Regions from separate parts of the Mus musculus genome. Here region 2 is linked to region 1. The links are chromatin loops, found by intact Hi-C in ENCODE. Cell type or tissue: left cerebral cortex. All regions are shown on one strand. Each heading gives the region's core, and the rest is flanking DNA. Links, peaks and the distances in the headings are about the cores only. Region 1 overlaps Dip2c (disco interacting protein 2 homolog C). Region 2 overlaps Larp4b (La ribonucleoprotein domain family, member 4B).

Evidence for each region. Hi-C counts contacts between places; a loop is a spot of excess contacts. Peaks named below come from ENCODE experiments on the same cell type or tissue, not always from the same donor. Only the 100,000 strongest peaks of a DNase experiment are listed, where the experiment ranks them.
Region 2: a loop joins it to region 1, with 4 times the contacts of the local background. A loop is called at or near these places in 31 of 42 quality-filtered maps.

Annotation. Positions count from the first base shown.
Region 1 is chr13:9,630,355-9,643,232 of GRCm38, reverse strand. It overlaps Dip2c (disco interacting protein 2 homolog C), which reads right to left. Exons shown (of 37, transcript NM_001081426.2): 30 at 8,343-8,511; 31 at 5,968-6,138. Among named protein-coding and RNA genes, the nearest start is that of Gm36423, 38 kb to the left of the region's middle. In left cerebral cortex, for the core only: a CTCF peak has its summit at 6,528; DNase peaks (open chromatin) are centred at 2,460, 3,773 and 6,543.
Region 2 is chr13:9,172,820-9,185,697 of GRCm38, reverse strand. Larp4b (La ribonucleoprotein domain family, member 4B) reads right to left here. Exons shown (of 18, transcript NM_172585.3): 18 at 11,247-12,878. Among named protein-coding and RNA genes, the nearest start is that of Larp4b, 85 kb to the right of the region's middle. In left cerebral cortex, for the core only: a CTCF peak has its summit at 3,640; DNase peaks (open chromatin) are centred at 3,634 and 5,170.

The DNA of each region.
Region 1 (12,878 bases), core at 1,871-9,870:
CCATCATCATTCATATTTAAGGTTTTTTCCCCTCTTAATAAGAAAACATCTTAAGTCTCCTTTGGAAGATGGAAGGACATTGTTTATCCTTCTCTTCCTTTAATGAAAAGAGGATGCAACTTTATGTGTCACATAGCTAATGCAGAGACAGTTTCTTTGCTTTAAATGTTAAAGTGATGGGAAAGTGTTCCCAAGACAGGTTAATAATAAACAATGACACTGTTTAATGGTATTGCAGAAAATGATGTTAAGCTGGGCACAGTGGTACATGCATTTAATCCCAGTATTTGGGAGGCAGAGGTAAGCAGATCTCTGAGCGTTAGAGGCCAGTTTGGTCTACAGAATGAATTCCAGGAGCCAGAGCTACATAGTGAGACCCTGTCTCAAACAAACAAATCAAACAAACAACAGAATCTAACACTTAAGTTAACTAAACCCTAAAGTAGTAATTCGATATTTCCAATATCTATTTTTATCATAAATTCAACAAATGAAAATTGTGTCATTTTAATAGCTCAAGATTCTGAGAAATGTCATTCCTATAGGTAACCAGTGGCTTATTATTCTTATAGGGTATTTTTGTTTTTGTTTTTTGTTTTTTTGTTTGGCTTTTATTCCATAGCTCTGTCAATTAGTAAAGTCCATTTAATCTATGTTTTTTTTTTCTCTTCATAAAAAACAATGACTAAACTTTATCCTTCATGTGTACGGGAGGATCCAACTAGAAGCTGCCCTAATCAAAGGGTTTGATAAATTTGTTAAAAATACTCCTCACTCTGTCTCTGTGTTTTCTTACAGAGCAAAGCTTGGATAGCCATTTTTCTCTTGTAAGTACAATTCACTTGTTGCAGATTCACACTGTGAGTTCATTTTGGAGGAAATTCTTATGTGCTATACGCTTTTTATATGGGACACTACACTCTGATCAAGAAAGTATTCATTTAATTGCTGTAGCTTCTGTTGAAATGCATAGGGCTAAGGTTAGATGACTCAAGTTCTCAGCATTTCTGTTCATACTCAGAAGTGACAGAATCGGGAGATGTGATGGTGTGTTGGCCCCTAGAGGGTCATTAGTGAAGCTATTCCTAGCACAGCTGCTTACAGAAGACATGAGAGGAAGTGTAGAGCAAGAAGAGGAAGAGGAAGGAAGGTCCTTGCCCCTATGGAGTCTGAAAGGTCTTGGAAGGGACCAGGACTAGGGCATAGCCTCTATCACACTGCAGATGAAGGTCAGCATGCAAAGGCATGATGACTCCACAAAGAGAAGGTGGTTCAACATGAGACTGACCAAGGGTGAAGAGTGATGTGAGGTTGGGCAGTGAAAACAGCTGGGGGCACAGATGAAGATGTTTGCAAAATAAAAACAAACCCCAAGTCTATTCTTCTAAAGCTTAACTTTTAGAATGGCATTCACTTATTTATGATTGGTGGGGGGGGGGGGGGATGAATGCAGTACCTTGGTACATGTGTAGAGGTCAGAGGACAACCTGTGGAGCGCTCTCCTTCCACCACTAGGTTTCTAGGTTGCTCTGACCATCATTCTCAATAGTAAGCACTTTTATACACTGAGATATTTCTCTGGCTCCTTTAAACTGTAAAAGGGCATGTTATCTGATATATTTGTATATGTGTGTATACAACTATAGATGTGCCCCTGTAGAGCAAGTATTGCTCCTCAGATACTGGCTTGGAATTTGCCAAGCACACTAGGGTGGCTGGTGGTTGAATCCCTAAGATTTTCCTCTTAGGTGCTAGGATTTCAAGTGTGTATACCAGACCTGGCCTCCTTTATAATGTGGGTTTAGGATTTGAACTCAGGGCCTTTAAAACTAAGTTATCACACCAGCCCTCTCAGATATGTTCTAAATGGTATCTACCTATGTTTGTTCAGCGCTAGAAAAAACTGCATGATTTCATCTTTGAGTATTTAAGGCACTGTTGAGGCCTTTTGGTCTGTAATTAAAAAATAAATTCCACATCTATAAGGTGCATAGAAGCCTACAAGGCCAGCAAACTCCTCTAAAAGTGACACCACTAATTTCACAAAACACTGTCCCTAAGGAATAGATATTTAAAGCCTAGACACACAGGGATGAGGCTCCCTTTCTAAGCTGCTTAATACTGTCTCAGAGAGATTAGATCTCCTCACTGTAACTAGCTGATTATCCAGAAACTCAGTGTGCTGAAGGGATGTAAGGATGGTGATCAGATATGGAAAAGACCACTAGTAAGAAATAGCCAACCAATCGACAGCTAACATTCCCACCGATACACCAATGTTTGTGAACACCAGTGATGCTGGTTCTCCTCAGAGAAGCCTCATCTTCTTCACCTTAACCATGTGGGCAGAAGGTAGGAAAATGTGAAGAATATCTTAGATTTTTATGTTTCCGCCTGCACACTGGTCTTCCTCACACCTTATTTCACACTGTGTCATGTTCTAGAGAAAATACCACAGGAAGCAATAAGGTTTTCTGCCTTCCAGACTATGTGTTCATGGCCCTGTTTGTTCAGCAGCTGTCACATAATTTCATAAAAAGTAACAGACACAAATGTCTCCAGTGACCATCCTTTCCCAAGGCTATCACTTTTCCAAAAGGCCATCGTGCTTGTGAATGTGGTACACGCTGCAAACGAGCACCTGCCCAAACACTTCTTTGATCACCCACCCTAAAGTCTGTGCCCAAGGCACTCTTCACCAACAAACGATAATCACATTTTCAGGGGAAGGGCCAGGTAGATCTATGCTTTGATTGTTTATCACACTGACAACGAGAAATATATAGAGGGTAAGAACTTTGTCACGGGCTAGTTTCTAGAGTAGAGGTAGGCAAGGGTATAGAACCACCATCTTCTGAGCTACAGAAGCTTTGCTGTGGGTGAGCTATGGGTCGCTGCCCCATAGCCTGCTGGGCAGGGATGCCAGAAATGGAGCATTTGTTGATACTTTTCAAAAAAATTAAAAAAAAAAACTTTTTCAAAATTAGAAGGATCTTTTGAAAATATAATTACATTTCAAGCTGGTCTCAACACAATACTGGCCAAGGATGGCCTTGGTCTCCATCCCACACCTACTCTTCTCAAGAGCTGGGTTACAGGGTAGCCACCATGTTTGCTTTATGTAGTGCAGGGCATAAAGCCCAGGGATTTGTTCATGCTATGCATGCCACTCTTTCCAGGCGCTACCTCCCCAGCTCCACAAAAGTTAATCCTGTAGCACATCTGGCCCAAAAGACCCTTGGCAAGAGGTTATAAACCCTAAACAGGACCAGTACTCCTATTGCTAACAGTAAATACAATGTAATAGCCATATTGATAAGATTAAAATAAATAAAATACATTATTGCTCCCCATTATGAAGATGAAGATAACATTTCACTTGCTCAATATTGTTACAACATATTTACCAGATAACCACTAGGTTCCAGTTGTACAAGAGTAAGGGATTTCCTCCTATTGCTTGGAACTTACATTATTTCATTGTAAATAGTTGTTTTAAATAAGTAGATAGAAAACATTAACTAGGTGTGTGCATATACATATACACAGTTAAACCTTGGAATTGAGATGTTAACTCTATGTTCTTAACTTCTCCTGGAGAAACATGAACAAAAGTCTATTCATCCCAGAGAGGACATCAACAAACGTTTAATGAACTGATTACAACATTCGCTTACTTTATCACAGAATTCATCTGGCATACGTAAAGGAGTGCAGGGGAGGCGTCACTTATAGAATGGATGCCTTAGGCAGCAGCGTCACCAGAAGCCGCCCCAGCATGGGTGATGACTTAGCAATGTAACATTCCCAGGAACTCCATACAACTTGCAGGCAGCTCTGCTGAGAAGCCTCCCCTTTCCAGCAATTTCTTATTGCTTATCTGTCCTGTGGGGGCTCATTTGTCAGACTTCTCAGGGCAAAGATCTACATGCTACTTTCATGCTTTGTAAGCCATCATAAAATATTGTTCATTTAGGGGGATGAGTATAAATGAAAGACTCAGAAGTTAATAAGTTTGCATACTGCACACTCTTGTCTGCAAATTTTCAATTTTATATACTAACAAACTACAGAACTTTGCCTTCTTTTGTAGTAATTAATGCTAATGAGGAATCGCTCTCCCCCTTCCCCTCTGCCATTTTATAAACATTTTTTAAACATCATTGTGATCAAGAACCTGACCCCAACCACATGTTTTCTCTCTCACGGTTGCTCTGTTCATATAATGTGCCATTCCAAGCGGGAGGTGGCAATATTTTATTGTGTGATCAGTGCATCCCTGTGAGAGATGGATTTTTGTGCCTCAAGTTTCTGGTAGAAAGCAGGGCAACCATTTATGGTAACTAATACATGGCAATAGGAAAAAAATGATTTTGTTTGTAAATAAAATTAGATGGTATTCTTTACTTAGAAAACATTAGCTAACTGGTTAAAAAACATGGCCTAAGTACTTCTTGAGAATAACTTCATTACTGCATATCTGAATAAAATAATGAGTTCCATGACCTTTTCACAACGCACAGACACCCCTTTCACTTCCTCTTGACCCCCTCAGCTTCCTGCCAACTCTTCCCTCCAATTATATCCCACTGTGCTTTTATGCCCCCCTTTATTTGTAGGGAAAAAAACAAACCTAGATTCTACATGAGAGGAAATACTTCAATTTGAAACTGGCTTGTTTAATTTAACATGATAATCTAGTTTCATGCATCCCCCTGCAAATGATGTAATTTCATTTGTCTTTATGGATAAAGCACACTCCATTGTATCTATACACACACCCTTCACGTTAGCACATTTTGGTATAGAAAAAATTAGAAAACTTGAACAAATTTTTAAAAAAGGACATATTCAGTTCATCTAAGTAAAAAGACTTTCCAACAATGGGAGAAGATTGAATTGGGCTTTGAAATTTACTTAGTACTTCCCATTATAAAAAGTATGCAGCCTATTGTAAAGGAAAGAAGACAAAAACAGGGAACATGTACGTGGAAATGTTTAACAAGCTGTTGGTAGCTACTTCCTGCTTTGATATCCTCAACGTCTGTGTGTGTGTGTGTGTGTGTGTGTGTGTGTGTGTGTTGGGGGAGGGGGGTTACCCAGTAGCAGACTGCAGCAGCTACCCTTTCAAGTATCAATGGCAGGGACAGTGTAGGTAGGGGCCCGGAACCCATCTGCTTTCCTGCAACTGAGTCTAGCATTTGCTGTGAGCCAGCTCAAGGAACTCCTCTTATCTCACCCAGGACCAGTAAGTGCTGGGCACAGACTTGAAGTGCTCATTTGTTATTTTTGGCAATCTTAATCTTGTCACTTCACCCTTCACAGGTTGAATTTATCAAAAAAGAAAGGAAATAGTGAAGGAAACTAGTGAGGAAAAGGAAACCAACAATATTAACCCTGCTACGTCACTGCAAAGCTTCCTTCAGAGAATCATATATATGAGTCTCAACCTATGGATCATGACCCCTTCAGGTGTTGAATGACATATTCACAGGGTTGACGATCAGATATCCTGCATATCAGATAATTACACTATGATTCATAACAGTAGCAAATTACAGTTATGAAGTAGCCACAAAATAATTTTATAGTTGGGGTCACTACAGCATGAGAAACTGTATTAACAGGTCACAACATTAGGAAGGTTGAGAACTATTGAAATAAGTGGTTTTCTCATATCTAATTTTGAAATAAGTCTGACAGCCCAGTTTGGCCAAGAGCTTCTCTTTTGCCAAAGTTAAAATATTCCAGGATGCAGTAAGTGATGTGTATAATGGCTAGAAAGGAAGTCTCCAAGTAAAAGCAGAGAAGGAAACGGTGTAGCACTCACATCTGTGTGATGACCAGAGATTTGTCTAATGTAAGTAAGCACCTGCCAAGGAAAATCCGCTGAGCAGGTCTACGCTGCCACCCGGCACTGAGACTCAGTCTTCTGATACAGCACTCCATGGTTTCAGTGAAACTTACCTGTAAGCAAATTGCCAGGTTCACTCTGCAGCCAAATGAAGTACTAACAGCTCGTGGGTGGAGACCCAAGTCCTTAAAGAGCTTTGAGAAAGACTGTGTAAGGGCGATTCGGGGACGCTCTTCTGCCACAACCACACAGGTTCTTACCCGGGACAAGTCCAAGCCTCGTGCCTGGAAATAAGGACAAGGGACACTAGCTAAGCCGTCAACATGTGTAGCCATGTGTAACCTACACAACCTTTCACTCAGAATCCCACAGGAATACTCTTCACTTCTAGTGCCATCTGTACCCAAAGTGTTTCTGTAAGCTATCTGCGGAGGTTAGTGTAACAAAACCAAAACCAAAACAAAACAAAATAAAAAAACCCTAGCCAAGCCAGTCAGCTGAAGAAACACAGGACAAAACCATATAAACATTGCAACTAGTAAAGATATCATTGAAAACATGTTTGAAGCAATAGCAAGAACGACAAGGAAAAGGGTGAGCAAGCACACTCACGGGGGAAGAACAAGCATTAGTGTGCATTTTTGGAGGGGTAGGACCTGACAAGAATGGACACATGATGGGGCTAGAGAGCTGGGTCAGTGCTTAAGTGTGTGCTATTCTTCAGAGGATGCAGGTTCAGTTCCATCACCCACAGCTCATGGCTCACAGCTGCCATTAATTCTAGCTCCAAGGGACCAACACTTTCTTTGGCCTCCACAGGTTATCAGCAAACACGGTGTGTTCAAGTGTGCATCTGCACTTGCGCACACACACCTTTGAAAAAAGAATGCATATATTGGAAATGTGTTTAAACAGAAAGGCAGAACTAAAATGCTTAGACAACTTTCTAATGACATTTCTCTGTTTATACCTGATGAGACTTGAAAAGTCACAGACCAACTTTCATTATCAAGCACATTTCCATAATTATTTCTAAGGTTCTGCCACAAATATAACCAGCTGAACTGTACAATGACACACACAGGAGGAGGAGGAGGAATTCAATGAAATGAATGAAAATACTGAATTGTTAAAGTTGCCACACTCAGGCTGGGCTGAGAGAGATGAGATCAGTCACTTCTGATCTCACTGTGGCCTCAAGAGAAGGTGATGGCGCACAATGAGTAATGCTGGCTGGCATAAAGCGAGCTGTTGACAGGGGACTGCCCAAACTGGGCCCCTCAAGCTGTTGGAACAGCAGATAACTAAAGAGTCCCTCATGTGCTTTACCACTGGGCTACATTCTCAGACTTCAAGATAACTTTGATATGAAAATCTGATGTTTTACCATAACTGCAGACACACATTGAATAGGAACAACTAAACTCTGGATGATACTAGTAACTTTACTTGTGACTGTTGAAGTGGCTGGGCTACAATAGCAACTCCAATTAGCAGTACAAATTTATCTCTATAATTCTTTAAATGCAGAAATGTGGGTAGAAAGGTTGCTAAATCCTCTGACTTTAAGTTTCTCATCTTTACAAGGGACAGTAGCGTGTCCTGATTCACAGAGCTGTGGCAAGTGTCAACTCAATTGTGATAGCTCTGATAATTATGTACATGCCAACAACAAAGGCTGGTAAAAAAGTACCTGACCATTTTGTAAAACAATATAGGTCGATCTAAGAAATACTCTTTGTAATTCTTCCTCATATAAATATGTAATTTCATAAACTGAATTTATATAGCTTAACATCATAGTTACATATCTTGTTTTATTGCACTAGGATGAATAGGAAAAAGTTCAGAGGAAATAAATGTGCTAGGTTCTTCTTGACTATATGTGTACACACAGAAACATAAGTAACCTGTACAGCTATAGGCAGACACACACACTGCATATACAAGCAGAGAATAGCAGGGTAGAACACTATCGAGACATTATTTTTTCCCTCTTATCATTAACTAACAATTCAACTTACCATGAAAACGTCTATTAAATTCCCCCAAAAGAAAAAAAAGAAAAAAAGAAAAAAGAAAAAAAAAAGTAAAAACCCAAATACTGTTCACTTAGTTGCAAAATAAATTTTTGTTACAGTGCAGACCTTCAAATAAGGGCCTTCCAGCCAATGAAAGCTGATCACATAAACATTTTCTACTTGAACACCAAATCTAGCTAGGAACAGAGACAATTTACATCTTTTGACAAATACTGGAGAAATTGAGGACAAAGTACTTTCACAATTCTTACTAGTATCTGACAGTGGGTAAGTATTCATGAGGAAAACCTAAAACCTTAACTTCTTCTAAATCAATCTGCAAGCAGATCACACGTCAGCTCTTTGGAAGGAATATGCTGCCTCATCAAGTGTGCGAGTGTCCTTTCTCAAGACTAGAGTGGCCTGGAGTTCTGGTGAGCATTGAGGCCATAAGAGAGGCTGTTTACCTTGAGGGACTCAGTTTGTGAGCCCAGCCCTTTCGTGCAAAGCTCCATCACCGAATAGGAACAGAAGGTATCCCGGACTTTGTATTGACTCACAGCAAGAAGCCACAAGGCAGGATTGGTCTCCAGCTCAGAGGGTGGGATCAGAATGGACTGGTGTCCTGAGTATACACTGCAGAGACAAGACAGGCCATCAAGGCTGGAACCCAGGGCAGATGGGAAAGAGACAGTAACATTCACCCTGAAAAACAGGAACACTTCAGAAACTTTAAATTTTTTTTACATTTTATTTCCATTTTTCAGCTGCTTCACTTTGCTATGTGATTATATCAGAATGTGCCAGATATTTCTCTTCATCATTACACTGATAACATTACAAATGCCTATTAATTAGACTTGCATGTACTTTTTAAAATTTTTTCATTGTTATTAGATATTTTCTTTATTTACATTTCAAATGTTATCCCCTTTCCTAGTTTCCCCTCCGAAAATCCCCTATCCCCTCCCCCCTGCTCCCCAACCCTCCCACTCCCATTCCTGGCCCTGGCATTCCCCTATACTGGGGCATAGAACCTTCACAGGACCTAGGGCCTCTCCTCCCATAGATGACCAACTAGGCCATCCTCTGCTACATATACAGCTAGAGCCACAAGTTCCACCATGTGTTTTCTTTGATTGGTGGTTTAGTTCCAAGGAGCTCTGGGGTCCTGGTTAGTTCATATTGATGACAAGAAACTTTTATATGTAAGATAAATAGAAAATCCAGATACAAAAATATTAAGAAAATCACATAGGAAGAAAATTAGGAGAGCCAAAAGAAGTCAGACACTTGACCTTCTGAGTGTGTCAATCTGTACTGTTTTACATCCAAATCACCACACAACAGCACTTTTAAAAATACTTTAAAGAATAAGATAACAAATTTTAATTCAAAAGTATTTGTTCAAACCACCAGTTTTAAAAATTCATTTATTTATTCACTTTACAACCCATTATCAGACCTTTCTCTCCTCCCAGTACCCCTCACACAAGTCCTACCCCACCCTTCATTCCACTTTCCCCTTCTCTTTTGAGGAGGGGAAGTACTTCTCATACCCCATTCCCACACATCAACTGAGACCAGACAGGGCACAAACTGCTATTTTTAATGCTTGCTTATCATTGTGAATTAGCAGTACTTGATCATATTTATTATAATAAAAGATGTCAGATAAATATTGTGAGATTTAAAGATATATTTTACTTATATGAAAATTGATAGATGAAACCCACATCATTGCTGTGCTGTAGCTGTGTACCTGTAATCTTCCTATCACAAGCCATTTCTCCTTTAATATGGTCAATCTCATTCAAAAAATTTCGAAACAAAAATTAAGAGAGCCCAGATGGCTCAAGAAATTTAAGAAAACTAAATGAGGGACTAGAGAGATGGCTCAGCCATTAAGAGAACTGTCTGCTGTTCCAGAGGTTCTGAGTTCAATTTCCAGCAACTTCATGGTAGCTCACAACCATCTATACTGGGATCCGATACCCTCTTCTGGCATGCAGATGTACATGCAGATAGAGCACTTATACATAAATCAATTTTAAGGAAAAAAAAAGACTAATGAGCCCACAAACTTATTTCGAACATGATTCTTCACGTAGAGAAGTATTGTAGAGGGAACACAGCAGAAGTGGTAGCAAATTTTCATCTCTCTCTCTCTATTTCAACATATCAAACTTTCAGTTATTTTTGTGAAGTGGAAATATAGCAAACCCCAACCTTTCATATAGCCTTTTTTTTTTAATTGGATATTGTCTTTATTTACATTTCAAATGTTATCCCCTTTCCCAGTTTCCCTCCCTCCCGGAAACCCCCTATCCCCCCCTTCTTCCCCCTGCTTCTAAAAGGATGTTCCTCCACCCACTCACCCACTCCTACCTCCTCACCCTCAGTTCCCCTACACTGGGGCATCTATTGATCCTTCATGGGAGCAAGGACCTCTCCTCTCATTGATGGGAGGCCATCCTCTGCTTACATATGCAGATAGAGCCATGTGTACTCCTTTGTTGATGGCTTAGTCCCTGGGAGCTCTTGGGGGACTGGTTGGTTGATATTGTTGTTCTTCTATGGAGTTGCAAACCCCCTTCCACTCCTTCAGTTCTTTCTCTAATTCCTCTATTGGGGACCCCACGCTCAGTCCAGTGGTTGGCTGTGAGCATCCACCTCTGTATTTGTAAGACTCTGGAAGGGCCTCTCAGGAGACAGCCAGATCAGGCTCCTTTCAGCATGCACTTCTTGGCATCCACAATGGTGTCTGGGATTGTTAACTGCATATGGGACGAATCCCCAGTGGGACAGTCTCTGGGTGGCCTTCCCTTCAGTCTCTGCTCTACACTTTTCTCCATGTGTGCTCCTGTGCACAGCCTTTTCAATGCAGTCAGTAATTTCAGAATGAGAAGACCAGGTACATTCAAAGAAAGAAAGCCAGACTTTATTATTATGCTGTAAACTTCTCTGTGATTTGATTTGCTCAAATGTTTGTGCAAATGTTTATAGTCAATATGTCATATTCAGTAAAAGCCCATGTAAATAATTCTTATATCCCGTACAAGGACATATTTTTACTAATTTGCCATTGGTATCTATTAAGGATCTTTTTTGTTGTTTGTTTGTTTTTGGTTTTGTGTTTGTTTTGTTTTGGTTTTGGTTTTTTTGAGACAGGGTTTCTCTGTGTAGCCCTGGCTGTTCTGGAACTCACTCTGTAGACCAGGCTGGCCTCGAACTCAGAAATCCACCTGCCTCTGCCTCCCGAGTGCTGGGATTAAAGGTGTATGCCACCACTGCCTGGCTTGTTGTTTGTTTGCTTGTTTGTTTGTTTGTTTTTGAGACAAGGTTTTGCTTTGTAGTTTAGGCTGGCCTTGAACTTGTGGCAGCCATTCTGTTAGAGCTGAAAAGTACTAGGTTACAGGTTTGAGTCATCATACCCATCTCTCCAGATCACTTTACAGCATTACACAGGTATATCTATGAAGCATAAGAGACATATACACTATTAAACAACTACCTGTTATAAGTTACTTTTTCCCCAATGGAATGTGAGCTTAGTTCAGTCCTTGAGAACAAACTTACACTCAGATGTTCTTTTATCCAGAACCTAAGCTTTTATACTATTTCCCACAAGCGTCCAAAGCTAACATAAGACGGGCTTCAAACAATCATTTTTTTTAAAGCATTTCCATATTACTCCCCAATTAACCCATTAAAAAACATACTTCAGATCTGACTGCAGCACAGCACTTGCCTTCTTAGCTCTAGAGATGCATTTAAGGGCTTTACCTATGCATTACCCTATCCTCATCAGACCCATGTACATTAAAAATCTAGTCTATGTTTAATTAAATGTATGTATGCACAGGTGCACATGAGTGTTGCAATGCCCGAGGAGGCCAGAGGCACTACATTTCTGTGGAATTGAATTACAGGCAGTTGTGATACCTGTTATAGATGCTGGAAAACAAAACTGGGTCCTCTACAAGTGCAGTACATATGCTCTTAACTACTGAGCCAATGCTCCAACCCTATGAACACGTTTTGAAGACTGGGTATTATTTCCAGAGCACACCACAGCTAAAATAGACATCCCATTCCTTTCTCTTCCTGCGTGAGAGGTTGAATGATGACCCCATCCTAGCCTTTTTCCTAGAAATGTGTAGCTTTTCTCATCATGCTCAGGGGAGTATGGCATTCCCACCTGGACTGATTTTACCTAAACAAGTGGGCTTGCTGTCACTTCAGTATGAGCTTACAGAGTCTGACTAGGTATGACTCTGAATTTGAGCCTTACCTATTAGCTAGTGTATTGTCTCTAATTAGAAGCCTCAAGGTAGCACTCAGCAGCAATCAGAATAAGTGAAAAATTTATCTCAGCTGTATAGATACTTTAAAAATATGACCTTCAGGCCAAACCCAGGATCATACACCAGAAAGAGCCTAATCTCCAACAAGGCTACACATTATACATCCCATAAATCATAATCACCTACCAGAAAATGCTATGTGTCTTTCTATCCTGAGAAGCAAAGGAACACAGCGTTTCTGTTAATATCAAACAGTATTCAGAACATTCATGATTCAAGATTCATAATGCTATGCAGCCTCCCACAAGCCTGAAGCAGGCTGAGCCACCTTGACTTTGTTGTCACTGAGGAGATTACTTAGGGTGGAGCCTGCCTCCCTGGATCACTCTATTGTTCTGCCACTGCCGCTGCTGCTACCTGCTGGGAGTCGGCCTAGCTGTTCTGGAGCCTACATGTGCTCACCTGCAGCTGGGCTCCAAGGATGATTTGGAATGGGCTTTCTCCTCTCCTTTAAAAAGCGTGTCTGCCATTAAAAAATTTGAGCCTTGATCAGAATACTGTCTTGGTTCCATCTCTCTCTCTCTGCCTAGTTTCCTTTTCTTTCAGCTCCAGGCTGCCTCCCAGGCTCGAACCCGGACATTAGAGCCGCAGGCCGGCCCCAACAATGCTACATTAATTAGATGTTCTTAGAGGCTT
Region 2 (12,878 bases), core at 1,677-9,676, 460 kb after region 1:
GTGTGTGTGCATGTACATGTGTGCCTTAAATCCCATGCAGGTCCCTCTCAGGAAGTGTGTGCTGCAGCAAGGATCTCTGACATGAGTCTTGAAGTGCACAAAACTGTCAAAAGCTCTCAGGCCACAGGGTCCACATGAGTGGCTGTTCTTACCTTCAGTGCCATAGGTCTGCAGCCTGAGCTATGGCTGCTGTGCTTCCAATCGCCTTTAAAGGTGCAGCCAGTCTACCGAGAAAGGTGACTTCCAGGGAGTGATGATCTAAGAAGTCTCAGAGACCTCAGAGCAGGGGTCAGTGAGCTGGGGAGGAGGGAACCTGACCTCTGAAGCTATGAGGCTTTATGTCAGGGTGTCGGCCTCGAGGACTGCAGCTGTGCACCTGAGAACAAAGCCAGCGTCCGTCCGCTAAACAGGGTGAGTGCTAGGGAGTTAAGAGCTGCACTTGGGGCAGTCACCTGACCACAGTGACATAACCGGACATCAGAATTCAGCATCCTGGGGGCCTTTGAGACACAGTTCTTGCTGGATTAAAAATGTTTTCTGTCAGAGATAGTCACCGACTCATAAAGCCATGGAGAAATGTCTTTCCTGGGGTCGGAACATATCCCAGTGGACGGGTCTTCTCGGGTTCCTGATCTGGCCGAGCCCAGCCTGACTTGTGTCGGCAGCCTTACTGTGTCTGATGGATGATGCATCAGCTCTACTTTGAGACGTACTGAGTTACCTCAGGAAGCCTGGAGGACCCTGGACCCTGGAATGCTGCTGGTGGTGTCAGACACAGGCAGGTGAGGAATGTCCTCTGCTGCTGTACTTCTGGGACATGTAAATGTGGCCCCATCAGAACCAATAGGGTCAAAACCCCTTGATAGTGGGCCCAACACCCAATAGTGTAAAGTGTCCCCTGGAGATTGATACACTGAGTCACAGGCAGATCTGGATTTGGGAAAAGCTGCTGGCCCTGGAAATGGGTGCCTTGAGGGTACACACAGCTCTCTGCCCAGCCCTGCATATGCTAGCCTCTGTGTGTGTGTGTGTGTGTGTGTGTGCTCATCATAGGTGCAGGCATCAGAACAGATTTGATGGGATACCACCTTGCCATATTGAACAATAGTGTCTTTACTTCTCAAAGTCAGCTCAGCAGAGGCCTTCGGATGAAACTCCAGGTGATTCGGGTCTGGGCAAAAGGCCAAAGGCCCGGGTGCAGCTATGACCTGCAGAGCACTCACCCTGTTTGGAGGAAGTTGCCGGCTTTGTTCTCAGGTGCACAGCTGTGGCCCCTGGGCCCTGACAACGTGCCATGAAGCTGCTGAGGTCAGGTCCCCTCCTTCCCAACTCAACAACCCATCCCACACTTAGTTCAAAGCAACAGGTCCTGGGTTTCTTGTCAGCGAATGTACAGGCATCTCTTGTATAAATGCTACTCCAGTGAGGGGAGTGGCCGTTGCGGGTAGAGTCCTACTCGGATCTGAGCAGAGCTGGGCATCAAGGTAGCCTTGAAAGAAAGGAGAAATGGCTTTAGAATACCAGGGCCAAACCACCCATAGGTGTAGGAAGCCAACTCTAAGATGGCACCGGTTTCCGGTATGCCGTTGTCATAAACAACATCAGTGCAGGTGTAAGCCCGAGTCTGGCGCCAACCCCTCCCGAGCGGGTACATGCTAATTAGGTGACAGCAGTTCAACCTATCCCAGGAGGACATGAAGCCTTTCCCTGTGCTCGGGTGCATATAAGCAGACCTCCCTGGGTGCCCGGAGTCCCCGTAGCAGCATCGAGGCGATCCTGCAATAAAGGCTGTTGAGACGAATCTGACCGTGTTGTGGCTTCCTTGCCGGGCGCGACATAGGCACAGCAAGAATGATACATTTCTATACCATATAGAATTACAAAGTGACAGTAAGCCTTATTGCTGAAGACTGCAATATATTTCTCAGTGACCATGGGGAAGTCGAGCTGGCACCCAACTAGAGTTTACATCCCTACTAACTGGTGTTCACAGTACTGGAAGGTGCTCTGCACACTACCAGAGAAGAGAGCTAAACACCAACCCAGCTACAAACCCTGTCATCTGAGGCAGTGACCTGCCTGTGATATGTGTAATAGTAGAAAAAAAAAATATGTGAGAATAACTGATCACTCAGTATCTGACTGTACTGAAGGCTCATGCCATGGGATGGAACCCCATGCCTGGGGCAGTTCCAGACACAACAGGACTGAAGCACACAAGAACTCACAGACTGCGTCAGCTAGATAGGACACCAGGGCTGAGGGGAAAACAGGCATGTGCTCCCACCCATAACCAAGAAGCGATCTCAAACTGACAATAATTTGCAAAGGAAAGATTTGTTTGCTCCAACTGCATCTCACTGGGCATACACACCCCATGCCAAGGCCAACACAAAACAAACTCAATGGTATCTTTGTAGAGTTTTTGGTTGGTTGGTCCCCCCTGCCCCCATATTCTTTGTTTGGATTTCTTCTTCCTTCCTTCTTTCCTTCTTTCCTTCTTTCCTTCCTTCCTTCCTTCCTTCCTTCCTTCCTTCCTTCCTTCCTTCCTTCCTCTCTCTTTTTTAAAGATTTATTTATTTACTTTATGAATATGAGTACAGTGTCGCTGTCTTCAGACATAACAGAAAAAGGCATCAGATCCCATTACAGATAGTTATGAGCCACCATGTGTTTGCTGTGAATTGAACTCAGGACCCCTGGAAGAGCAGTCAGTGCTCTTAACTGCTGAGCCATCTCTCCAGCCCCTCTTTCTCTCTTTTCTTTTTTCTTTTCTTTTCTTTTCTCTTTTCTCTTTTCTCTTTCTTTCTTTCTTTCTTTCTTTCTTTTCCTTCCTTCCTTCCTTTCTCTCTCTCACTTTCTCTTTCTCTCTTTCTTTTTTTTTACTAGTCTTTTGCTCGTTTATTATGATTTCCAATTTTGTGTTTTTTTTATGGGGTTTGTGTTTCTTGGCTTTTGTTTGTTTGTTTGTTTGTTGTTTATGAAGACAGGGGTTTCTCTTTGTAGTCCTGACTGTTCTGGACAAGACTGGCCTTGAACTCAGAAATTCACCTGCCTCTGCCTCCTGAGTGCTGGGATTAAAGGCCACCACCATCAGGCTTGTTTGTTGTTTGCTTTCTAAAGGGAGAAAGAAAGATGTGTGAGCAGATGAGTTGGGCATCAGGGTAGCCCTGAAAAAAAGGAGAAATGGCTTTAGAAGACCAGGGCCAAGCCACCCGAAGGTGGGAAGAGCCGAGGAGAAAATGACAGAGGGAAAACCTGTCGTCTGAATAGATTGCATGAAACGATATGTTTTCAACTTAAAAATAAGAACAAATCACATATATGTAAATATATCACATATTTGTGTATATATCCTACCTACCTACCTACCCGTCTGTCTGTCTATATCTATCTGTCTGTCTATCTAATCTATCTAAATATTCACATCCATGAGCAGTAGGGTCTCCGGCAGTCTCTGAAGAACTCTCGCCAAATTTCTTCTACAAGCACCAGGAGGAAAAGGATGAAGCTGTCTCAAGACCAAGCTCGGTGTCTTTGCCTTTTAAACAAGAGTACAAAAGAGATCCTCCTACCTTCTCTTGCTGCAAACAAAGGGACTTCCCTCGAGTGCTTTAGGGTGAGGATCGAGCACCCCCGTGTGGTGGTGAGTCCTACACTGCATCGTCAGGACGCGGACCTTTAGAAATCAAGTCCTTTAAGTTTCTATATACACCAGAGATTTCAAACGTTTTCAGTGTTAGAAAAAAATTAAAAGAATAAAAACTGTTCTGGGCTGGTGCTGTAGGAGGGGTATAACTCAGTGGTATAACATGCTCGCCTAGCATTCATGAAGCCCTGGGTTGAGTCCCCAGGACCACACACAGCTTCCAAGTCTATAATTGCAGTACTCAGGATCTGGAAGCAGGGAGATTTGAAGTTCAAGGTCATGTTTAATTACATAGTGAGTTAGAAGCCAGTCTGGGATACATGAGACTTTGTCTTAAAACAAACAAAAAACAAACAAAAACAAAAAACAAAACACCCAACCAACCAACTAAATAAACAAAACCCAGCAACATTAAGAAAAAAAACGGGACCTGTTTTATACCAATGCATGTTGGAATCGCTGTATTTCAGCCTGCCAAATCAAATAAGGTCTTTTGACATTAATTTCACCAGCATTTTCTATGTTTTACTGGGATGAGCACACTTGTACACAGGGCTCGTGCTGTTTATATCACAGTACAGAGTTTAACCCTACTGAGCCTCATTACAAGCTTTGGCTGAACTTAACAAACAGCAACAAATGGGTCTTTGGCTACCTGACCTAGGCTGGGCAAATAGTCAAGGAGGCAGGAAGTGGGAGGCTGGGCCCTTTGCTCTCTCTCTGCCTGTTTATTGGAGTCCTGACCTGAGGTTAGGGAGAGGTCCTGAGGCACTGAGGCAGAGCTGACTCCGGAAATTTCCAAAGCACGAGGGAACAGTGTGAGCAGCATGTGATCACCACATATCTGACACGCAGGACATTTGCTTTGCTGTGCATCTGACAGTGAGCATAGATGCCACGCTGGGGGCTGTGTTGCAGACCACTCTGGCTGGGCGATCCCTTGTCATCAAGGTGGCCTCTGTCCCATGGGAGCGCTTCACTGAAAGAGTCCCTACCCTCACAGGCCCTTTAGGGACTCTGTGGTTGCCACTGGAGATGAACCTACCTCCTTGTGTGTCTAAGAGGAGTGAGACCCGGTTTCCCCGATTCTAAAAAACAATTTGTGGATGCTTTCGGTGGCGTTAACCCATTTTTTTCCTTGACCTCAGATGCACGAGCAGACACTGCAGGTATCAGGGGGCTCTCTGGACTTTAGAACCCCATGCTCCTTAACCATGACAATCCTCTATATATGGGAAACAATATTTTGTTTACTTAGTCTAGTCAAGAATACCATTAAATCTCTATTTCAACTTGACAGGACCTACAACCACCCAGGAGAGAGAGCTTTGGGTGCGTCTGTAAGGAAGTCTCTAGACTGCATTGACTGCACCGATTGTTATTGTCCTAAATGTGGGCAGTACTGTTCCTTGGGCTGGAATCCACGCTGCCTGGAAACGAGAGCATAAGCTAGGAACATGAGGGTTGATCTCCAGTTAAAGCTCAATGGCGATACAGTCCATGGTGGCGGGGAAGTCCCGGCCACAGGAGCAGGAAGCAGCGGTCATACCGGTAACAGTTAGGAAGCTGACGGAGAACAAGGAGGGAGGCTTAAACCTCCAGGCCTGCTCCTAGTTTAACCTACTTCCTCCAGTGAAGCTCCGCCTCCTAAAGGCTCCAAAACCACCACCCTCAGGGTACTGTTCAAAGAAATGACCCTAAAGGAGAATTTCATATTCTCACCACAACACCGTGAATACCTCACACACTAGGAGAAGATAGTAGATGGCTGATTACTCTGGGGATTCTAATAAAAAACAAGTAAACAACGCGATGAGTTTTAAGTTACGATAGTGCAGCTATAAACCAAACGGTGTGTGGCAGGGCGCAGGCTGCCAGCCTCTGTGAGGACCACGGCCATGTCGCGGGGTATTTGAACTAAGGTGTTGGACGATCAGAGGCTTTGCTATGGGGCAATGTGGTATGTTTGTGGAAGGGGACGCGGCAGTGTGGATGGAGAAGGGGTAAGCGTTTGGAGATGAAGTCAGAGGTGGGTGGGTGACAGCTCCCATCTCTGCTAGTCAGTTACTCTGTGAGTGCCCCAGGAGCTGAGGCAAGGGGAGGCCACAGCCTGCGGGGGGTGGGGGGGGATCCTTGGGCTGCTGGGAGGAGCAGGGAACTGAAGACCCTTTAAAGGCATGTAAGGCATGGATGTGCTGAACGTGGGTGAGTGGTCTCTGGAGGTCTAGAATCAGAGCTTGCCCAAGGCCAAGGAGTAACAGGCTCAGGATGCCTCAGATGTCTGAATGGTTAAGGATACAGGTGGAAATACTGCTTTTGTGGGGAGAGGGTGTGGGGCGGAGCAGGAGTGGAGGAGTGTAATACCTTAGATGTATTGCATCAAGTTTATGCTAAAATCACGTTGGCCTGTCAGTAAGTAGCTGAGCACCTGGCAGCTGGGGGACCAGCAAGACGCGGGGGGGGGGGGGGGGACACGACCCTGGAGCACCTTCCAACACCAGTTCTGGGCATACTGATGGCTATTAGGGTTTTTATTGCTGCAACAAAAGGCAAGTTGGAGAAGGAAAGAACTGACTTGGCTTACACTTCCATACTGCTGTTCCACCATCGAGGGAAATCAGATCAGAACCCCGGGGGGGGGGGGCGGGGCGGGCAGAGCTGATGCAGAGGCCATGGAGGGGTGCTGCTCACTAGGTTTCTTCCCCTGAATCACTCAGCCTGCTTCCTTATGGAAAGAACCCAGGACCATCGGGCCAGCGATTGCACCGCTCACAATGGCTGGGCCCTCTCCAACAGATCACTAATTTTAAAAAATGCCTTAAAGCTAGATCTTAGGGAGGCATTTTCTCAATTGAGGTACCCTCCTTTCGGTTAACTTTAGTTTGTATGTCAAGTTGACATGAGACTAGCCAGCCCAGTTGTCCTTCTTTCTTAATGGTCCTGATTGTGATCAAAGCCCTGGGTGGCCCTAAGTGGTCCAAGAGTCCATTTTCTGACCAATGAGATGTGCAGTTTGGGCGGCAGTTCTTAGTTTAAAAACCATGCATCAAGCTATTCTCCCTCTAGGTTTTGGAATGTATACTCATGCTGCTGCAGCATCTTTGAGACGCTGACCTGCAGGTGGCAGGGCAGGGACATGGGGAGGGTCTCTGAGGACACCACTGGCCTCTACTGTCTGCAGGGAGAAGACACAATGGACTGCTGACCACCCAGGTTTTTCAGGTTGGGGCATTGATGGACATGGGATTATAAGCCCCGTGATTAAGTATAATCACAGGTATGAACCTGGGAAAACTACCTAGAAAGAGTGCAAACACAGAGGGTTCTGTAGGGATTAGGGGTGTCAGAGAGAGGCCAGCAGTAGACCCTGGAGGAAGGTGAATGTTAAGCTGACAAAGTCCAAGGATTTGGGGCACCAAGATGCTTCCATGTGGATCCTCAGTCCTTACCGTGTCTACCTGTTCTATGGGAAAACCTGGAAACACAGGACCCACCCACTCATCTCTCCTAGGAAGCCTCTTTACAATGGCTTGGCCTGGGTACGATGCCTACACCTGCCAGTGGGTCACAGTCCAGTCTCCATTGAACAGGTGCCAGGTGAAAAAATTCCATTAAGACCTTGGGAGTGCCACGCCCTGAGACAGACAAGTAAACTGAACTCAGCCCTTTGCTGTGGACAGTCTCGGACTGTTAAATGCACTTGTGAAGACCCTAAGGGCAGTTATGGCTTCTACACTAGTGTGGCTAAGGGCTTTATGCTGTCAGTCCTTTTCTGTGGTTCTCCAAATTCTGTTACTATGCCCTGTCCTCAAGATGGCTGTTTTTAAGTCTCTGCCATTCTCCTATCTTAAACCGAGACCCCAAAATAAAGAAGGCCATTTCCAGAGAGTTACGATGGGAGGCAGATCCTTCAAGAAGCTCCCACACATCTTACTTCCCTGTCAGGTAGGCTCGCCTTAAGGTCACTAGAGTAGTGTGTGTGTGGGTGGGGTGGGGGTGGGAGGATGCAGTGAGAACGTGACCAGACAGTTGCTCAAAGAACTTGAGTACTGCTGGTGGGTGTTGTGAGTTAAGGAGCTGGTTGGGGAAGGGGGTTGCCAAATGTTTACCATGACTTCTGGACAGGCCCAGGAAGTAGGCACTGTTAAAATGTTATTTAAAAAAAAAAAAACAAAAACAAAAAACAAAAACGATACAGCAAGTTTACAGGGATTAAACTCATGAACTAGAGACTATCCAGGAGAACCTGTCCTAGCGAAGGTAATCTGACGGGCATAGAGCATCGCTGCACTCTTTTCTCATCATGATTCCTGGTCATGGATTTAAGAGCAGTACATTGTAACGTCCAAGAATGCAAGAGTAAGAAACAGACCATGGCTGCTGAGACAGCTCAGCAGGTAAGCGAGCTTGCCACCAAGCTTGACCGCTGGGTTCAATACCAGAGACTCAAGCGTTTGAAAGGGAGAACTGACTCCTGACAGTTGTCCTGACTTCTGTGCCCACTTCCCAAATAAATAAATGTAAAAAATGCAAACTCACCTTACATATGAGGATACAGGTGGGCTGAAAATTAAGACAAAGGAAAACTACCATACAAACCGGAAAAAAGGAAAAAAAAGCAGAAAATGGTCTATTAGCATCAATAAAGCCAAGTTCTGAGCAAAGAAAATGACTAAGATGCAAGAGGGGTATTCATTAACAATAGAGTAGATCCCGCAAACCTGAACATGTATGCATCAAACAGAGCATTTACCAAGTTAACCACACCTGGTCCTAACAGCCCTCACAGCTTGCAAGAGGACTGAAAGCCCAGTGGCCACAATGGAATCATTTCTTCAAGATCTGAAATGGGACGAAAACAGGGAGACCTCCAGCTGGCAGGAACAGCACACTTCTAAATAATCCACAGTACAAAGAGGACACCGCCAAGGGCACCAAGCACACACAGACCTAGGATGCAACTAAGAGGAAGTTACAGCATAGTACATTAGAATGTCTGATCTTCAGCCCTAACTCCAAATCTTCAACTAGTAAAAGGAGCACAAGAAACAAACACAGAGGAACCAGAGATTAGCGTGCCCACTGTACTGACTTGACTGTCAGACTTGAGGTTTCCACGGGGTTTTTAGCTTCTTCTCGGAAGACTCCACAGCCAAAGCCATGTCTTGCCTGTATCTCACAACACAACGCATGTCACGTCTCACGCCCATGTCACGTCCATGTCACGCCCATGTCACGTCAGAAGACTATGCCCTTTAACTTTGCAAGTTCCGCTCTGCTACTTGTCTTGGTGTGGACTCCAGGGGCCCTGGGGCACCAGACACACAGCAGGCTTTTAGGAGGGTACTAAGTTCTTCACTGTTCTATAATTCTATCACTGGGGAAAAGCCTGCCTACTCCATTCCACTGAAGACATCTCTTGTGTTCCAGTTACTATTAGGCTGGGTGGGCCTAAAGAACGACAGCTTGAGAACTAAGTAGGTGCCTTCCATGCACACCTTGGGACAGTGATTTCTAGGGAACTGGGTCTCCCCACAAATGTAGGCCTCAATTGGCAATCCCACACAGTACAAATTCTGCTTGGAAGGAACAAGTGCGGATGATTAGAGGGTATGTGGGGAGCGGAGGACAAGCTGAGCTTGCTTTTCCCACCTTTACTTCTGCCATGGTCCCTCTGCTGCTGCTGCTGCTCTCGAAACTTCACAGCTTGGTCCTTAGAACAAGATGTGGAAAACCCAACGTGTCTATGTCAGGACACGCTGCAGATGGGCCAATACCAAATACCAAGCTACAATGAAGAAGCCCCTGAGTGCTACAGAACACAGGCATCTACTGTAGACTTTCATCCCTCAGACCATCCATACTGGTCCAACTACAGCAGGTTACAAGATTTCTAAGGCCTTTTCAGTGGGCCTGGAATGGAGCCAGAACTCAGATTTCAGCACTCTTCCTTGGGCCATTCTGAGGACACTACTTAAGAATTACCACTGTGGCCTGAGGACAAGAAACTGCCGTAGATGACCCAACCCCGACCCCTTTTCGCTCAGTACCATTTGAGGGAGCCTTCCTATACTCAACAGATTACTCTATTAACACAGTATACCAGATTCCACCGCCTATAGCTTTCAGCTACTCAACAGAACCCTGGCCCCGGAGACTCTGGGGGCCCCTGTTGCAGGCTCTGCTCCTTTGGCCCTGGTTAGCCATCCTTTCTTCGCTCAGTACACTGTCCAGCCATGACCGTGTGCTTGAGACCACCATTCCGAGCGTGCACTGTTTTTCAGCTCTGACAAGAGGGCTCCCCCAGAACCCCACTTGTGAATACAGCCTCCCAACACCCTCGGCCCTGACCACCCTGCTAGCTCCACGAAGACAAGGCTCAGCTCATCTGGCCAAGCAACCTAAATGCTCTCTCATATTCATTCCTGAGGTCGCAGACTCTGAAGCAGTGGAAACTTGCTAGCCACCCTTTCTTTTCCGTTTCCTTCCTACGGCCCCCACCAAGGCAGGAAAAAGCCCACAGCCTTTCATTTAAGTAGGCTAACAGCTTACCTGGCTAGGAAGTGCTTGTATCCAGTCAGCTCTCCAGCGTTAACTTTATCAACTGCTTTTTAGAGTGACTTGGAAAAGAGAATCTTAACATTAAGATGTGGAGAGGGCAAAGAACGAGCTAGTTAATTTCAAACTTCTCTGTGTGCCAAACAAGGTTTAATCCTTGTCTTTTTCCTCTGGCCATAGAGAGCTCATATTGGTTCTTGGGCTGGTCTAGCCAGCTGATTATCAGACCTAGCCAACCCACGGGACTGTGATTATCAGTACAAATCACTAAACTCTGTTGAGGTTAGAACTTCATTACATTTTGTCAAGTGGCAAAGCACACCAAGGCACACACTCTCTCTCAACTTCTGAAGCCAGTGCTGTGTATAGATTCAGTATTTCAGCACCCTATGATGCTGCACACAGCATACAGAAGAGGAAGCAGGGCAGTGGGTCTCACGGACACAAGCCTGCCTTATGTCAGGGGCATACCTACCTGAGCCCGAGATGAGAAGCACAAGAGAAACTCTTGGAAATAACAGAAGATGGGTAAATTAAAAGGAACTGTGTCCCAGAAACCTAAATGAGATCCTAGATGGGCCCAGGTGTGTGTGTGTAGTTAGTGTGAGGTAATAAGGCGGGGGAAAGGGGCATCACAAAAATCACAAATCTGGGGAAAGAACACCACTGGCACACACCAGAAGCTGTGTGTGGTGGTACACACTTATTTTCAGCACTCTGAAGGCAGATCTGTGTTCCAGGCCAACCTGGTCTATACAACGAGTTACAGCAGGCCAATTGTCTGTCCCAAACCAAACCAAACCAACACTAGGGAATCCAAACAACAAGCAATGCCGGAGGTGGCTAGAGAGCTGCTCAGCGGTTAGGAGCACTTGCTGCTCTGGCAGAGGACGCCAACAGCCTGCACACTTCATCAGTCCTATGCTGTGGGTGGTCTGCTCAGGAGGGCTGGGTGACTTTAAAACCTTAAGTGTATGCTGTGGGCTTCTGTTTATCTTCTTCATGTACAGTGAAGGAAACAAAAAAATCTTTAAAAAAATGCATTCTTCAAGAAAATTTTAATTTAAAAGAATCAAAAGAAAAATTGAACAGTGCCTAAATCTTTATTTTTCATAAGCTACATTTTTTTCAAATTAGACAGTTTTACACAAAAATGACACAAAAGGAAACTTAAATCACCAATAGTTTACATGTAAGCTTGACTCCAGTCTTAATGAAAAGTAGAACAGAAACAGAAGCCCTCAGGCAAGCTTCCACTTGTTACACTCCCCGTCTGTGACTTGCAGCTGTTAGTTAGCACTCCTGGAATCTTCGATTGTCTGTTGCTTTCCGTATAACAGGCTACAAAGCACACAAACCCACAACTACAGCTCACTGAAGGGGACACAGAGACAGGTATGCACCATCAGTCGCCTGCTGTGACACACTGGACCAGTTTTTCAATATCAACTGCAGAAACCCTAATACAGCAATATAAGACTTTTTTTTCCTTTTTTTTTTTTGTCTTTTTTTCTTTTCTTTTTTTTTTCTTTTTTTTTTTGCCACCCACTAGTGGCAACCAGTGATGCAATGACAGGAGGGGTTCACAGAGACATCATGACACTGACTATGAGAGAGGAATCACTTGAAATTCCTGTCTGGTGAGGTGGGGCCAGATTCCTAGTCCGTATTTCCATATGGTAAGTAAGCATCATCACACAATTTTACAGGTTAAAAAGGTCCTTGTGACTGTGGTATCTCTGATTCTATACCTTGAGATACTGAAAGGAATGAGTAAACGTAAATAGATTATGAAAGCCACATACCACACTTGCTGGATGTGACATAGCAAGAGTCTGCATGCACCCTCAACAGCTTCCTATTTTGATAACTTCCTTTTTTTTCTGAGTGGAAAACCTCAAAGTGTTCAGGAAGTCTCTGTTTTGACATTATACAGCTATTTGGCATATCACCTTTGCTTCCTGAAAAACGAGTGCTTATAAAAATCACATCTGAGCAAGGCTTTAGTTCCTGATGCCAGGCTGTCACTGGCTAAGCAGTAATCAGTGTCCCACCTCGTGCATCTGCCCACCTGCCCTTGCGTGTGGCCACTGAGCTGTACACTTCCAGCCAGCAGACAGCAAGCACCTACAGCTTGGCTCTGCCACACAGGTTTCGTGCTGCAATGCTCAGCCTTGGGGAAAGGACTTCTCATTAAAAATCAAAGCTCCTCTGTGAGAGCACCCTTGGGGGTAAGGGGTGCTGACCATAATTTGGCCCCTCTTCCAGCAAAGATGTGATGTGAAGGGCCTGAGGCCTCAGGCTCGCCTTTCCAGATAGACAGTATCTGCTAGTGTGGGTTCAAGAGGCCAGCTGTTTTCTTCTTCTTCTTTCTTTCTTTCTTTTTTTTTTTTTTTTTTTTTGTCAGTGATCTGACATCTATAAGGAAATTCGTCCTATGTTCCTTTCACAGGCGTCTGAAACATCAGCACTGCGTATACTCCTATGTAACTGAATGACAGTTGCTCTGAAGGAAATGGTCACGTGCATCAGGCCATCTTTGCCTCTGGCAGGAAAAATCACTTAACAGAGTATAATTTTAATTAGCACATTCTGTTTTTTACTTTCATTGGAAGATCCTGCCAGTCTCTGCTCTCTATACTCTCCTTCAAAACCCTCACATATCACATAT